2 separate regions of the Homo sapiens genome follow, and region 1 is linked to region 2. Evidence: chromatin loops called from intact Hi-C (ENCODE). Cell type or tissue: mammary epithelial cell. All regions are shown on one strand.

Region 1 (8,000 bases), 490 kb after region 2:
CAGCCTCCCAAGTAGCTGGGACTACAGGCATGTACCACCACACCCGGCTATTTTTTTTTTTTTTGTATTTTTAGTAGAGATGGGGTTTCACCGTTTTAGCCAGGATGGTCTCGATCTCCTGACCTCATGATCCACCCGCCTCAGCCTCCCAAAGTGCTGGCATTACAGGTGTGAGCCACTGCACCCAGCCGATAATCCTTTTTAAGAAATCTTTCCAGCTGCTTCACATGCTTTCCCACTAAGACAATTAAGCTATTTATGAAGACAGTGAGTCCAAGGATGTATGCACAGGGCAGAGTCTTAGGGAAATCCCCAGAGCCAAGCATCTGTGTGGCACTGGCTCAACCTTCAGTGATGCCCTTGCACTCTAGGAAGAAAAGTTCACTTTGTTTTTTTAAAACATACTGGTCATTACCATTTCTGATTAGTGACAGCAGAAACTTATTTGCAAACATAAGAAACATAGGACTATGTATTAATAATTGTGAAATTTAAATAAGTTTATACTTATACTTCCTAATGCCCTACTTTTCTGTTCCTTAATTCAGAAAAGCCAAGTGCTCTTAGCAACTTTGCATGTAGTGTTCATGTCTGAAGTTACAAATTTTGATAGGATCTGTTTAACATCATTATGCCTTTTGAGATTGGTATTTTAATTAGTAAGCTATTTTTTTCCATGAATCCTAGTGAGATAGCCATGCAGACAAACCTTAGATCATTAGCCTCGCACACTCAGTTGATTAGAGAACACAGCTCTAATGTGAATAAGGTCTTTAAATTTCCCAGATGCCAGTTATCTCTGTTCTAAAGGCACAGCCTATACTAAAATAATAGCAAGTGTTCTCATTATGTGTACTTTTCGCTTTAAGGTAAACCCGTTGATAAAATGAGGATAAGAGAGCTCAAGCCTATCAGCATGTATTAAAAGGCAACTCAGCTCAAACATTCTTCCAACAATGGATGAGAATATTATCTTCACATAGATAAAAACGAGCCATCATTGGTGTCAGCCTCTTACAATTAGATCCATTAATTATCACCTGCTTCTGCTGGAACAGTTATATATCTATAAAATTATATTTGTGGGAGGCCAGGCACTGTGGCTCACACCTGTAATCCCAGCAATTTGGGAGGCTGAGGTGGGTGGATCATTTGAGGTCATGTGTTCAAAACCAGCCTGGCCAATATGGTTAAACCCCATCTCTACTAAAAGTATAAAAAATTAGCTGGGCATGGTGGCACGTGCCTGTACTCCCAGCTAGTCAAGAGGAGAATTGTTTGAACCCAGGAGGCAGAGGTTGCAGTGAGCCAAGATCACGCCACTGCACTCCAGCCTGAGTGACAGAGAGAGACTCCACCTCAAAAAAAAAAATTATCTTTGTGGGGAAGAGGGGTAGAAAAATGAGAAAGACACTGTATTAGGGAAAAGGACATGGTAAGGTTAGAATAGGATGAAACTTAAAAATCTTGTCTTCTCATTATACATAAGACTGCGGACTGGAAAAATGAGCTGAATGACTTATCCACTATCATTAGGATTACAGGATATATACATACATATATACACTTGGTTTCATATATATATGTTTCATATATGTTTCATATATATGTTTCATATATATAGTTTCATGTATATATGTTTCATATATATATATGTTTCATATATATATATATATATATATATATATATATATATGAAACCAAGTGTCTCTAATAGTTAATTTTGAGTGTCATCTAGGTTAGGCATGGTACCCAGATTACGTTGCCAAACATTATTTTGTATGTTTTTGTGAGGACATTTTGGATGAGACTGACATTTAAACTGGTGGACTCTGAGTAAAGCAGATTACTCTATGTAATGTGGGTGGGTTTCATTCAATCAATTGAATGTCCAGATTAAAAAAAAAAAAGAACTGTCCTACCCTCAACAAGAGTGGATGCTGCAGCAGAGTCCCTTTGGATTTGAATTGCAATATCATCTTTTCTTGAATCTCCCGCCTGACAGCCTTCAGACTGCCTCCCCATCTTGAAGAATTTGGACTTGCTGGTTTCCATAATTATGTGAGACAATTCCTTAAAATAAATCTATCTATATCTTCATCTATATCTATATCTATATCTATATATCTATATCCGTATCTATCTAGCTAGCTAGCTAGCTACCTACCTACCTATCTACACATTCTATTGTTTCTGTTTCTCTGAAGACCTTTGACAGTGTCATAAATTACATGTACTTACAAATGAAAAGAATGGGCAAAACATCAAATGTCTGCCTTTAAAAGTTTTTTTGTTCTTTGTAATGAATTAATTGTATTTATATCCTGATGTAGTCTCCTTCTGAATAGATAGTTGCATATGGATATAGAGAGATTTATTTCAATATTTTGGATTTCAAAAACCACAATAATATGCATTATACAAAGGATGAAATTTCCCATTACACCACTCTCCTGAGTTACGAACTAACTTGTTTTTCTTCTCTTACTGTGAAGTATTCAACTTGACATTCCAAAAACAGACTGCATAATTGTAAAGCCATTAATTTTCTAAGAACACACAAAAATATTGTCTTTTTATTACAATGAACAAGAGTCAGTGTCTTTAGCCTATATTGAGTGCTCAAATCACATAGATATATATGGTTATTCATCCCTCCTGCCTGTTCCTATTCTTAGTCAACTGCTCTTCCTTTGAAGCATATCTCAATCTTCACCTTGACCATGCCATTTTCCTATTGACTATAGTTCATGTTGGGATATCTCTTCAAAATCCTTTTTACATTAGTACTTTATTTCCCATTGCTTTCTAACTTTCTGAGCCACCCAATATAGTATTTAACCTTATAGGTTTTACTCTTTAAGATAAAGAGAGGTAGAAAACCTTAGAACATTGTATTAGTCCATTTTCACTCTGCCGATAAAGACATACCCGAGACTGGGCAATTTACAAAAGAAAGAGGTTCATTAGACTTACGATTCCACATGGCTGGGGAGGCCTCACAATCATGGTGGAAGGTGAAAGGCATGTCTCACATGATGGAAGACAAGAGAAGAGAGATGTACAGGGAAACTCTCCTTTTTTTAAAACCATCAGATCTCGTGAGACTTATTGACTATCATGAGAACAGTAGGGGAAAGACCTGCCCCCATGATTCAACTACCTCCCACTGGGTTCCTCCCATAACACGTGGGAATTCAAAATGAGATTTGGGTGGGGACACAGCCAACCCATATCAAGCATGTGCCTGAGTGACTTTGTCCTCCAGGAATTAACTGTACTATGAGTGGTCATTGTAGGACTCTGAGGACAGCAGAAACATGATTACAGAAACAACAAATCTGGGCTCTTTTCCTAAAGAACGTAATTGTATGCAAGACACAAGAAATCCAAAGATTTATGGGGGTAGTGGCATGTCCCTTATTCCAGCACCTGAAAGCACCATGTCTTAGAATGTGACGATAATCAGGGTTGAAATACTCCACACGGGCTTTCCCCTAAGCAATGTCTTAAATCTTGTACACAGAGGGAGGGATAAGAAAGCTGTAACATTAAAGGGCCTTGCCTTTTGAAGCAAGGAAATCTCAGGGAGCTGGGAAGAGATATCACTATCAAAATTTGTATGACTGTTTGAAGTCAGTTTTCCAAAGGAGAGTAAAAACAGAATACTTTTAAGGGGCTCATTAAGTCCTTGGAAGAGCAGACTGGCAGGGCAATATTTTTCAAGGCCGGGCAATTTTCAGTGCAGTGCAGATAGGAGCTCCAGTGGTCTCTTGAGGGTCCAGCAGAAAGCTAACGGGCAACCAACAAGGAACAGGATGTGAGTGGTGGAGTGGGAGGACATAGGGTGGAGGTGGGAAGGAGGCAATAGCAAGATCTCCCACTAGGGGCAACACTGAGCCACATATATTAAAGTAACTGTTGTATGAAGAATCAGTAGTGGCCAGTAGAATGCACTAGTATGGTGAATGATGGATTGTAAGGATCCAAATTGGGGAAAATATGATGTAAATTCAGACAAAAGTAGGAGAGAGAGAATGTTGATAAAATTTATAGGCTGGTCCCAAGCAACATGCAAAGAGCTCTTGGAGAGGTGAGGCAGCCCAAGGATTCCTGTGCAATAGATTTCACCCCAGTCCCCAGGCTTTTCTGTTCTTAAAAAGACTCCTTCTCTGGAAAGGCAAAAATATTTTAAGGCCTAACACTACCTTCCAGCTCTGCGATTCCAGATGTTTCAGGAAAAGTATTAGAAGAAAAGCATCAAACCCTTAATTAATCCAGTACTTTCTTTTCTTTTAGGAAAATGCAGCTCTTTTTATTTGCTGCTCTCTGTTTCTCCTTGAGAAAATGAGGCATGATTACTGAAGTGCTTCTGAAAGAATTCCATTGTCTTGCATTTAGAAATCCTGCGTGTGGAATTCAGTAAGGGTTATGCAAGAGAGAACTCAGTTTTCAAAGTGTGCCTTGTTTGCATGACATTCATGTAGATCACTTAGTATCAGTTATCCTATTACCCACAGCTGCTCACTTCACATTATCTCATTGCCATGTCAACATCCAATTCACAGCAACCTGCTTTCTGGTCTCGTTCTTTTTAGGATAATTTGTTCTGAAGTGATAAGTAAGTACCCCTGACAATGGTTCCGGCTCTTCATCAGTGTGTGGTTGTGGGACTCAATATTATGGCAGGAATAGAGTCAGTGCACACACCTCAAAGAGGGAAATGTGATTACCTTTAACATAAGACATTAAGCTTTGCTTAATGGCATCATCACATCTCCCATCAACTTCCTGTTTCTCCTTCGAATTTATGAAATATTCCATAGAACTTAGATATGTGAAGTGTAGAATATTTTAAAGACAAATAGTCATTAAGTTTCTGGACAGAAAAAAAGTCTAAAAATACAAAAAGTCTGAAAAGTTTTTAAACACAAAAATCACCTGAATCAGTATAACTGGTAAAACATTTCTCATGTTTAAGAGCTTAAATAATATTGATTATAAATGTATAGATTTTTTATATTTGTGAAATGGTGACTTCCATCTTGTTCATACTCCTTTGTGCTATCTTTCACTATGATGAAGCCAGCTGCTATTCTCTGAGCTGCCTCATGGAAGGGCCCAACTGGCAAGCAACTGAGACAAGCAATCGTCAGAGAAGAATGGATGTACCCCATCCAAAGTCCTGCAATGAACTTGAATGATCCTGCAATCTCAGAATTGAAAGAATCCTATCAAAAACAAAGAACTTATGAGCACATACTGTACAGTAGAACTTGAGATGACTGCAGCTCTTGTCTGCACCTTGAAGATTTGCAAGAGTCCCTGAACTGGAAGACCGCACTAAGCTATGCTCAGTTTCCTAACCCACTGTAACTGTAAGATAATAAATGTTATTCTTTTAAGCTTCTAAGTTTTAGGGCATTTATTACACAGCAATAGATAAATTATACACAGGCCATAAAATGTCCCTTGTGGATATTAATATCTTCCATCTCTGAATGATACCACTCGTTTTGTAAGTTAATCATTAATTGTCTTGCATTGTTTACTTAGTGTTAATTGGTCATGTTCAAATGATGTTCTACAGGGCCCTAAGGAATATATGTGTATGAATATGTTTGCTTTTTGTATGCAGTGTGAGTGTGTGATTGGGGTGAAAGTTTAAATAAAGAAGTTAGGTAGACAGGGCTCTGAGTGCATTTTTTCTACCTTAGCAAGAACAGTTTCTCTTTTATCTGCTAAATGTATTAGGTTGGTGCAACAGTAATTGTGATTTTTGCATTGTTGAAATTTGCAGATTGATATTGGAATATGTTCTTAAATAAATGTGGTTATGCTATACATCATTTTAATGTGCAGTTCTCGCTTTATGTTTTTTGGCTAATGACCTGTTACTTGCTGTTTATTTTACATTTATTTTAGACTATGGAAATGATGATAGACAAAAAGCAAAATCAAGTGATTTTCTTATTCAAGTTCAAAATGGATCATAAAGCAACAGAGACAACTCACATCAATAATGCATTTGGCCCAGGGACTGTAATGGGCATACAATGCAGTGGTAGTTCAGTAAGTTTTGCAAAGGAGTCGAGAGCTTTGAAGATAAGAAGCGTAGTAGCCGGACATCAGAAGTTGACAATGGTCAGTTGAGAGCAATCATTGAAGCTGATCCTCTTACAACTACACAAAAAGTTGCCAAAGAATTCAACGTCGACCATTCTATGGTTGTTTGGCATTTGAAGCAAATTGGAAAGGTGAAAAAGCTCAATAAGTGGGTGCCAATGAGCTGACCAAAAATTTTTTAAAAATTGTCATTTTAAGTGTTGTCTTCTCTTATTCTGTGCAACAACAACAAACCATTTCTCAATCAGATTGTGACATGCAACAAAAAATAGATTCTATACGACAACTGGTGATGACCAGCACAGTGGTTGGACCAAGAAGCTCCAAAGCACTTTCCAAAGCCAAATTTGCACCAAAATAAAGCCATGGTCACTGTTTGGTGGTTGGATGCCAGTCTGATCCACTACAGCTTTCTGAATCCCAGCAAAACCATTACATCTGAGAAGTATGCTCAGCAAATTGATGAGATGTGCTGAACACTGCAATGTCTGCACCCGGCACTGATCAACAGAAAGAGCTCAGTTCTTCTCCATGGCAACACCCAACTGCACATCGCACAAGCAATGCCTCAAAATTTGAATGAATTGGGCTGTGAAGTTTTGCCTCATCTGCTATATTCACCTGACCTTTCACCAACCAACTACCACTTCTTCAAGCATCTCAACAACTTTTTGCAGGGAAAATGCTTCCACAACCAGCAGGATGCAGAAAGTGCTCTCCAAGAGTTTGTTGAATCCCAAAGCGTGGATTTTTACACTACAGGGATAAACAAATTCATTTCTCATTGGCAAAAATGCATTGATTGTAATGGCTCCTATTTTAATTAATAAAGATGTGTTTGAGCCCAGATATAATGATTTAAAATTCACAGTCCAAAATCGCAATTACTTCTGCACCACTAGAATATGGCATAGTGCTTCACTGAGGAGAAAAGGTGCTATTGTAAAAACATTTTTAAATTACTGACTTAAATGTTTTGGGGCTTTATGTCTTATCCACCATTAAACTTAAGCATTTTAAGGACAAGGAGCTACTAAATACTTGTGGACAGTCTGAATTTCTGCTTCAGGTATCAAAATCTAGAACTCTTAAATCTCACTTTATAAAATATGCTCAGCCAAGTAAAATAAAACCAAATAGTCTGTAAATCACACAATAGTATTATCACTTTATAACTTGAGAACGTGATTAGAATGACCATAAATTTAGGGAACAAAATTGGTTCTATGCCTGAATGACTGCTTAAGCCATAAAATAATAGAATCTCAGAATTGAAAGAGATCATAGAGTTTATCACTACTAAATATACACACCAGATAATTTAACCTCCTTATAAGCCCTTTATCAGGTTGCTAGTCTATTCTTGAATAATTCCTGTGATACTAAACTGGAGGCTTAAAGAGAAAGTTTACAACTTAGGCTTCCACTGGAAATCTGTAATTTTGGCACCTACAACCTCAATAAAAACTCAGTAAGTATAATGTAACTGGTAAAGCTGCTGCCTCTGGAGGTAAAAGACTTTATAACTGTAATAGAGTGCAACATAGTATATTCGCTCATTCATTTATACTTTTATTTATTCTTCATTGCTCAAACAAATTTTCACAAATGTTGAATTTACCTATTCTCCACTTCCTTACCCTTTCCTGCATTGCTTTACGCTCTTCACTATGTCTTCCACTTACACCACTCCACTGAAACTCTCCTTGCTAAGGTCAACCATGGTTTTATACTATAATACTTATTCCTGAAACTATCATATGTTACAACATATGTTAAATCATATGTTAAAACAAATGTTTAGCATTTAGAAGGCCACATTTTCAAGATGCTATACTTTATTAGATACTGAAAGTAAGAGGAAATAAAGGCCA
Region 2 (8,000 bases):
CCAATTTGCTAGCCTTTGTTATTTGAACCAGGCTGACACTTCTGCAATTTGGCTTGACTTGCATTTATTCTAGTGTATTATCCAGTATCAACATTACACAGAAAACTAATTTAAATAATAATGCTTGGTCAGAGATGGAGCAACAATATAGAATAAGATGATTTGGTTTAAACAGTCTCAGAAGGAATCTTATTGATATAGCATACAGCTTGTACCCAAATTCTGGGAGAAGGAAGTAAAATGTATCTTTATATCACATTTATTTTGGTATATCTTTATATCACATTTATTTTGGTATTATAAAGATACAATAAAATGTATCTTTATATCACATTTATTTTGGATAATTGTTAAAAAGTTCAGCTTACTATGATTTTTGGAAGATTTACAATTAATGTGCTTGCTAGGGAAAATACACAATTTGAGAAGTCATGAGAGGCTGAAGCCTGAGATGGTCTGATCTCCTGCTACATTGCTATTGGCTGAGGGCCAACTAAGTATCCAAATTATCTTTGCTTCAAAAAGGATGTTGATCAAAAGGTAGGGGTGCATTTCACAAGCATTTATTTCTATAAAGAATTATGAAAGGTTGAGAATGTTTGGTTATGCTTGTGTTAATTCATCTTCAGTTTCACCCTTTTGCATTCAAGTTTCTTTACAAACAACAACAACAACAACAACAAACCGAATCCAACAAAACCCAAAGGACTTGGCTATGCAATTAGTGTGCTGGTCCAAGTATGGTTCAAACATATTTTATGTAGCCCAATGTCTACATTTTTGTCTGGAATAAATAAAAGACTATTTTGATTATTGTTGTTTTATTTTAAATTTTAAGTACTTTAATTTTGATATTTGATTTTTAAGGTAGACATAACCATATTGATATTATATTCCAAGCAGTGCCATTTCCCACCCGTTAATGATAATTTGGCTCTTATATATGGCAAAAGAGAGAGGTGATTAATGAAGGTGATCAATGGAGGCTTCCAAACTAACAATTAATAATTCAGTGACAGAAAGGCTGCAACCACAAACTATTTGGAAAACAGACAAATTTTGAATTTCAGAAAATAATAATCTATTGGTGGTATGTTACAGTTTCTTTCAGAAAAAATGACCCTTTTGAATTATCTGAGGCAAAAAAGAAAGAAAATTATTTGATAAGTGAATTGTGTGCTGGGTAAAGCTTCTGTTCAACGATGTATCTTAAAACTTGAAATAGTAATTTCTCTCATTCTGTGATGTGTGTTATTTCAGCACACCAAACACCAAATGAAGTGTAATAGATTTTATAAAAATGCCAAGGCAGGTAATAATTTACATGTTCTTTTTTTATTAAAAAAATCAATAGTATGTATTATAAACCTTGTGAAATGCTGACACAGGAAAAAAAATCCATGTTCAAATCAGTTTTCTTTGTACAGATAAATGGCCTCAGATGTAAACCAGACAATGATTAGCTAATTCCTTTTCTGATCTATATTTCTAAAGTAGAATCTACACAAATGAATGAGATGTGACTATTTCCATTTAAAATTTATAGTTACAGCTGAGCTAAGCTTTGGAAAAATATTTGAAGATGTGTGTTTTTCTTTTTGCAGGGAATGCATTCTAAATTTTCTTATAAACCTATTACTTTACACTTTTATTTACCAAGCATATTCTTTTTCAAGGATTATGTGTTTTTGACAGCATTTAAATTTCACTAAAAACAAAGTTGAACTACCAAGAGCAACAGTAATAAATATTTTATACTTTATGTAGTCTTTTCATATCTACCTAATCCACATAACAACTTGGGTGAGCAGAGCTGAGAGTAGGTATTAGTATCCTTATTATACAGATGAGAAAATTGTGTTTCCAAAAATATAAATAATTGATATTTTTGGAAACACAATTTTATAAATAATTGATATTGACCTGGGCTCCAATAGAGTAGCTGGAGCTCTTTGGTTTTATTCATGGTCCGAATAAGTTAGAGAACCAGAACTTGGCAACCATCCAAGTAGGTAGGCATCATTGTTCAGGTTAAGGAAGGGACCACTCATGAATGAGATACCACCACAGACAAACACAGGTAGCTCCTCCTTCAGGCCTTTCCCCAGCCACTCTCCAAGCATGGTACCTGAGTTCTATAGCCCACCACTTTAAGAATGATGCCCAACTCTGGGCCAAGCATGTGTGAATTACAATGGAGCTTCTAAGGGAGCAGGTAAAGGGATTTTTCCCTGTTTAGCTTTGATTCCTTTCTGTGTAGTGATAGAGATTAGTGACACATTTATGTGGTCTAGAGTAAAAAGGATAGAAACATATCTTACATGTGTAACTTAAACTCTAAGCTAATGAGATGAGAAGGGAAGCTATATCACTGTTTCATTTTGGCAACTTATTTTTCCTGTTTCATTATTAATCCAGATTTCCCTCTTCTAAATTTTTTTTAAAGAAACAAGATACTACAGTTAGAGTAGAAGCTTCCTTCCATCCCATGACCATTCTTCTATTTCCTGAGGTGACTAATATTCTGAAGTTGATCTGTATTTATTCCATTCACATATTTTATATGATACACCATGTATGATTATCAAATTGTTTTATGTGCATTTTAAGAGCTACACAAATGGTAGCATTATATAGTTAACACATCAAGTTCTACGTTTTTCCCTTACATTTATGTTTCTGAGATTCAGTCTTGGTGATACACATAAGCCTAGTTTGTCCTTTTTATGAGTATACAAGAAAATATAAATTCAGTGAGAGCAGAACTTTATTTTATTCACTGCTCTGACCTAAGTAACTTGAGCAGAATATTTCTTTAATGAAGTAGTGAATTTGAGAGAATGAGTTAGTGTATATAAATGAATGAATTAATGTACAAATGAATGTGTGCTATTAGCTTATATTTTTTCCTATTTCTGGCTTTGTCTGATTTTGACATTAAGGTTATTCTGCCTTCACAAAATGAACTGAGTAGCTTTAAAACATTTTGTATAAATGTATATTTATTCCGCAGGATATGCTAAGGTCTAGCACTTTCCTCTGGGTAGATCTTGATGAATGATTTGATTTCTTTAATGTTATAGTTCGATTACAGTTTCTGAAAATTTTCTTCTTGAACTATTTTTGGTAGTTTATGTTTTTCTATACAATTATTCCTGTTGTCTCCATTTTTAGATTTAATGGTGTATTAGTTTACTATTGCTACTGCAACAAATAACCATAAATTTTGTGGCTTAAAACAACACACATTCATTATCTTACAGTTATGGAGGTCAGAAGTCTCAAATGGGCTAGTAGATCCTTTTTTATGCCCATTCTAGCTTCCAGAGATTGCCCACATCACTTGGCTTGTGTTTGTTTTTACTCTGACCCTCCTGCCTCTCATTTGTAAGGGCTCTTGTGATTATAGTGTACCCACCTGGATAATCACGATACTCTCCCCATCTCAAGAGTCTTAGCTGAATTGCATTGGCAAAATCCCTTTTGCTCTGTAAGGTAACATACTCACAGGTATTAGGAATTAGGATTCGGACATTTTTTTGGGGGGGCATTATTCTATTTACCACAATTGGTATCATATGTTCCATTGTGTTTTCTCCTGCCTCTCTAGATGTGTTGCTTTAAAAAAATTCAGGCCGGGTGTGATGGCTCACGCCTGTAATGCCAGCGCTTTGGGAGGCCGAGGCGGGCGGATCACGAGGTCAGGAGCTCAAGACCAGCCTGGCCAACATAGTGAAACCCCGTCTCTGCTAAAAATACAAAAAAAATTAGCCGGGCATGGTGGCGGGTGCCTGTAGTCTCAGCTACTTGGGAGGCTGAGGCAGGAGAATCGCTTGAACCCGGGGAGGCGGAGGTTGCAGTGAGTCGAGATCGCACCACTGCACTCCAGCCTGGGCGACACAGCAAGACTCTGTTTAAAAAAAAAATTCAGAATGTGTTTATTTCTTCCTCTATCATTTTCTCTTCATTAATTTGTCTATTTTATTAGCTATGCCCTGACAGTTTTGACAGGGTTGTGGGATATAGTAGAAAGGTTGGAAAGGCATGGACAGCCGTGCTGGGAGTGCTGTTCGAGTAATTTTCTGCCTCCAGTCATTTCCCACTACTTCATCAAATACAACTACCTCACTATGCTCTGGGTGGTACGAAGTAACCCATGGTAGGATGCTTCCCAACTCAGTGTTAAAGGTAATGGTGCATCCTGAGCTTTCTCGCTCTGCATCTCAATCCTGGAACTGGTAATTCTCTATGACTGACACCTCTGAGCTCCCATTCTCTCCTATCTCTAGGGAATACCTGAGGAGGTGAGGTTTCACCTTCTTACTCCCCGCGGCCCAACCCCCGTCCGCCCCTCCCCCGCCCCGCCCCTCGCCCCCCAGAGCTGAGACCTGGGCATGCGCATCAGCCGCAACAGATTGGAGGGGACCCTGCTGCTCACTCCCCTGCTACCCTCCTCTCTTCCCTCCCCCGACCGCTCTCATATTCCCGTTCCCACCCCCACCCCCCACTCCCGCCCCGCACCCGCCCCTAGCCCGGGCTCGGGGACCTGTCAGGCTGGTTTCGACAGCTGGGGAATTAACCTGTCCCGCCCATCCCTAGCCTCGAGCCGCGCAGGCTCCGCGCCTCCGCCCTTGTTCCCTCCCAGCTCCTCCGAGTGGAAGCCGCTACAAATGGCTTGAATGAAACGTGTGTGGGTTTAGTGAGTGGTGAACCACCAGGGGATCCCGTCTCCCCACAAACCAGTATCTCTCCGAGGAGGAGGCGAAGGAGTGGGAGGAGGCAACGAGCCGAGAGTCGAGCTTCGCGGGCGCGCGCAGCGGCTGGAGCGCGGGGGCGAGGCCGGGCCACCTCCCCTTCCCGGCCGCGCACTGCCTGGCCCGCGGCGGTTCCAGGCACCACCCTTCCCGTCCGGGCTGAGCCCGCTGTGGCAGTGACTAGCTCCCGCGGCTAGCGGCACTGTCCACCGACGAGCGGCGCCCTCTTCTCCCCCTTCTCCCCACGATTTCCTTCTCTGCGGCGGCACGCCGTCCAGCAGCCTGCTTCGCCCCGTCGTCAACTTTGAGCTGGAGGAGAAGCAACTTTGGCAGTGGCCGCGGGGTTGGAATCCCGCTTCTCCTCGGCAGCAGTAGGCTCGCAAGTCGCTGGGGTTAGGTGGGGCAAGAGTTTCGCCGGCGCATCAGCGCTGCTTCGGACTGTTTGCAACGTGTTTCCAGCGAGCTGGGAGCGGGGTTGTGACTGCGAGTCGTCTGGGGGAGGGGGACTTGTTTTTCTTTTCCTCTAGAGACCTCGGCTTGCAACTGGATCAAACGCTGTCGAAAGGATGTAAATAGGCAGAGCAACTGTTACCAAGAAGGCCACCACCCCCACCCAAAGGCAGTGAGGAGTGTGGGGCTTCGTCTGGGCTCCCCCGAGTCTCAACAGTAATCAACAGTCAGGTGTTGATTGCAACTTTTCAAGGTCAGCCACCGGGAGTAGCCTATTCCCTCTAGGAACCTTGGAGGGCATACCTTGCTGGGACTCAACTTGGCTGAGAAATGCACAAGATGCCAAAGGAGGAAGGATTATAGGGGGCGTGTGTGTGACCCCCAAGACCGATCTTCCGCTATCACCCTAATCTCCGGTTCCCCGCTACCCGGGCGGGGGTGAGTATGTGACATGTGCCTAACTCTCAGCAGCAACTTCGGCAGCAGGTGTCGATCCTAACTAAGCAGGAGCTGCGGCTGCCGGGTGTGCCCTCACCAAGCCATGCGAGCCCCGGGCGCGCTTCTCGCCCGCATGTCGCGGCTACTGCTTCTGCTACTGCTCAAGGTGTCTGCCTCTTCTGCCCTCGGGGTCGCCCCTGCGTCCAGAAACGAAACTTGTCTGGGGGAGAGCTGTGCACCTACAGTGATCCAGCGCCGCGGCAGGGACGCCTGGGGACCGGGAAATTCTGCAAGAGACGTTCTGCGAGCCCGAGCACCCAGGGAGGAGCAGGGGGCAGCGTTTCTTGCGGGACCCTCCTGGGACCTGCCGGCGGCCCCGGGCCGTGACCCGGCTGCAGGCAGAGGGGCGGAGGCGTCGGCAGCCGGACCCCCGGGACCTCCAACCAGGCCACCTGGCCCCTGGAGGTGGAAAGGTGCTCGGGGTCAGGAGCCTTCTGAAACTTTGGGGAGAGGGAACCCCACGGCCCTCCAGCTCTTCCTTCAGATCTCAGAGGAGGAAGAGAAGGGTCCCAGAGGCGCTGGCATTTCCGGGCGTAGCCAGGAGCAGAGTGTGAAGACAGTCCCCGGAGCCAGCGATCTTTTTTACTGGCCAAGGAGAGCCGGGAAACTCCAGGGTTCCCACCACAAGCCCCTGTCCAAGACGGCCAATGGACTGGCGGGGCACGAAGGGTGGACAATTGCACTCCCGGGCCGGGCGCTGGCCCAGAATGGATCCTTGGGTGAAGGAATCCATGAGCCTGGGGGTCCCCGCCGGGGAAACAGCACGAACCGGCGTGTGAGACTGAAGAACCCCTTCTACCCGCTGACCCAGGAGTCCTATGGAGCCTACGCGGTCATGTGTCTGTCCGTGGTGATCTTCGGGACCGGCATCATTGGCAACCTGGCGGTGATGTGCATCGTGTGCCACAACTACTACATGCGGAGCATCTCCAACTCCCTCTTGGCCAACCTGGCCTTCTGGGACTTTCTCATCATCTTCTTCTGCCTTCCGCTGGTCATCTTCCACGAGCTGACCAAGAAGTGGCTGCTGGAGGACTTCTCCTGCAAGATCGTGCCCTATATAGAGGTAATGCCTTCCAGGGGCTCTCAAGCTAGTGGCTTTATCTGTTTTCGGGATTATAGCATCAGAGAACTGCTGCTGGATGCACCTATCTAGCTGAACGCCTTTCCTTTTTATCTGGGGCCCTCTTTCATTTCTCTTTCCAATCATTTATGCATGTATGTATATACAAAAAGAGGCAGCTTCGCGAAATCACCTTCAAATTCATCTGCTCCTGGGCTGTAAAAAAAGGATGATCTCACAATATACAGAATTGTTTGGAGTATAAATCTATCTCCCTGAATATGGTGTTATGCGTATTTCTGATTTGGCACTTGTCAGAGATTTTAGGGTTAAGTAAATGGCCAGCCTAAGGTTGTCATCATCAGAGCCTACAAGGAAAAAAAAAAAAACATTAGCATTTGTGTACTAGTTACCAAGTGCTTCAATGTGAGTTTTCCCCCAAGAAGATTATTGCATTTTTTCTTAAACAGCAAAGTTGGAGTAACATTTTATTGAAAGAAAGAAAGAAAGAAAATTGTGTTTGTCAGTTGGCCTCATGATATATTAATAACCTCTCAAATTAGTTTAAGTGTCTGACTGTCTTCCATGCTATCCCATCTAAATTCTTAAGTCATTTTTTGTTCCTGTCTTTTCCCATCTCGGTTTCTTAATTTTATTTTTGTGTGTTTGCGTGAACTTAAGCAAAAATAAGACTTTGGCCAGCGTGGCACATAATTTGTTTAACATTCTCAAAGTTATACATTTGTTATTTGTTATGGGTGGAAAGATTGGCTATTTTAAGGGATTGACCCTAAGACTAGAAAATTTCTTGGGAAGAAGGGGGCACATCTAGTTTCCAAACTTTGGAAACAAAAATCATTTTGAGTGAAATTGCATTGTTTCATCCTACAGCTAGTGTCCTGGCCCACTATTGTGGTAGGTGGACTTTGCTCTTTAAATGGCCTCTCTTTAAACACCAGCTCTTGGAAGGGGCCCAACTGTTTTGCTGCCAGTTGTGTTTTTAGCCAGCTGGCCCTTGATTTTCTCCATTCAGACTGTCCATTTCATTTATGGAAGCAGAAGAAGGGAAACTGTAAATATTCCGCAGCCCCTGATCCTGTCTGGCACCAGGGCCTGTGACACTATGTTCAACATTGTTCCAGGCCTAAAGCTGGGGGATAAGTAAACAGAAAACAGTACCTACTTAGACGGACCAAAGCTGGAGACAGTAAATAAGACCCTCTGTTATCTTGACA

Evidence for each region. Hi-C counts contacts between places; a loop is a spot of excess contacts. Peaks named below come from ENCODE experiments on the same cell type or tissue, not always from the same donor. Only the 100,000 strongest peaks of a DNase experiment are listed, where the experiment ranks them.
Region 1: a loop joins it to region 2, with 5 times the contacts of the local background. A loop is called at or near these places in 2 of 110 quality-filtered maps.

What each region holds. Positions count from the first base shown.
Region 1 is chr7:124,272,084-124,280,083 of GRCh38, reverse strand. LOC105375484 (a long non-coding RNA gene) reads left to right here. Exons shown (of 2, transcript NR_187949.1): 2 at 5,086-5,413. Among named protein-coding and RNA genes, the nearest start is that of SSU72L6, 200 kb to the left of the region's middle. In mammary epithelial cell, a CTCF peak has its summit at 3,878; no DNase peak of the experiment used is centred here.
Region 2 is chr7:124,762,722-124,770,721 of GRCh38, reverse strand. It overlaps GPR37 (G protein-coupled receptor 37), which reads left to right and starts at 4,930. Exons shown (of 2, transcript NM_005302.5): 1 at 4,930-6,768. The coding sequence starts at 5,746. RefSeq lists a silencer at 4,789-4,918. In mammary epithelial cell, a CTCF peak has its summit at 4,725; a DNase peak (open chromatin) is centred at 4,751; H3K4me3 peaks cover 1,938 bases; H3K27me3 peaks cover 628 bases.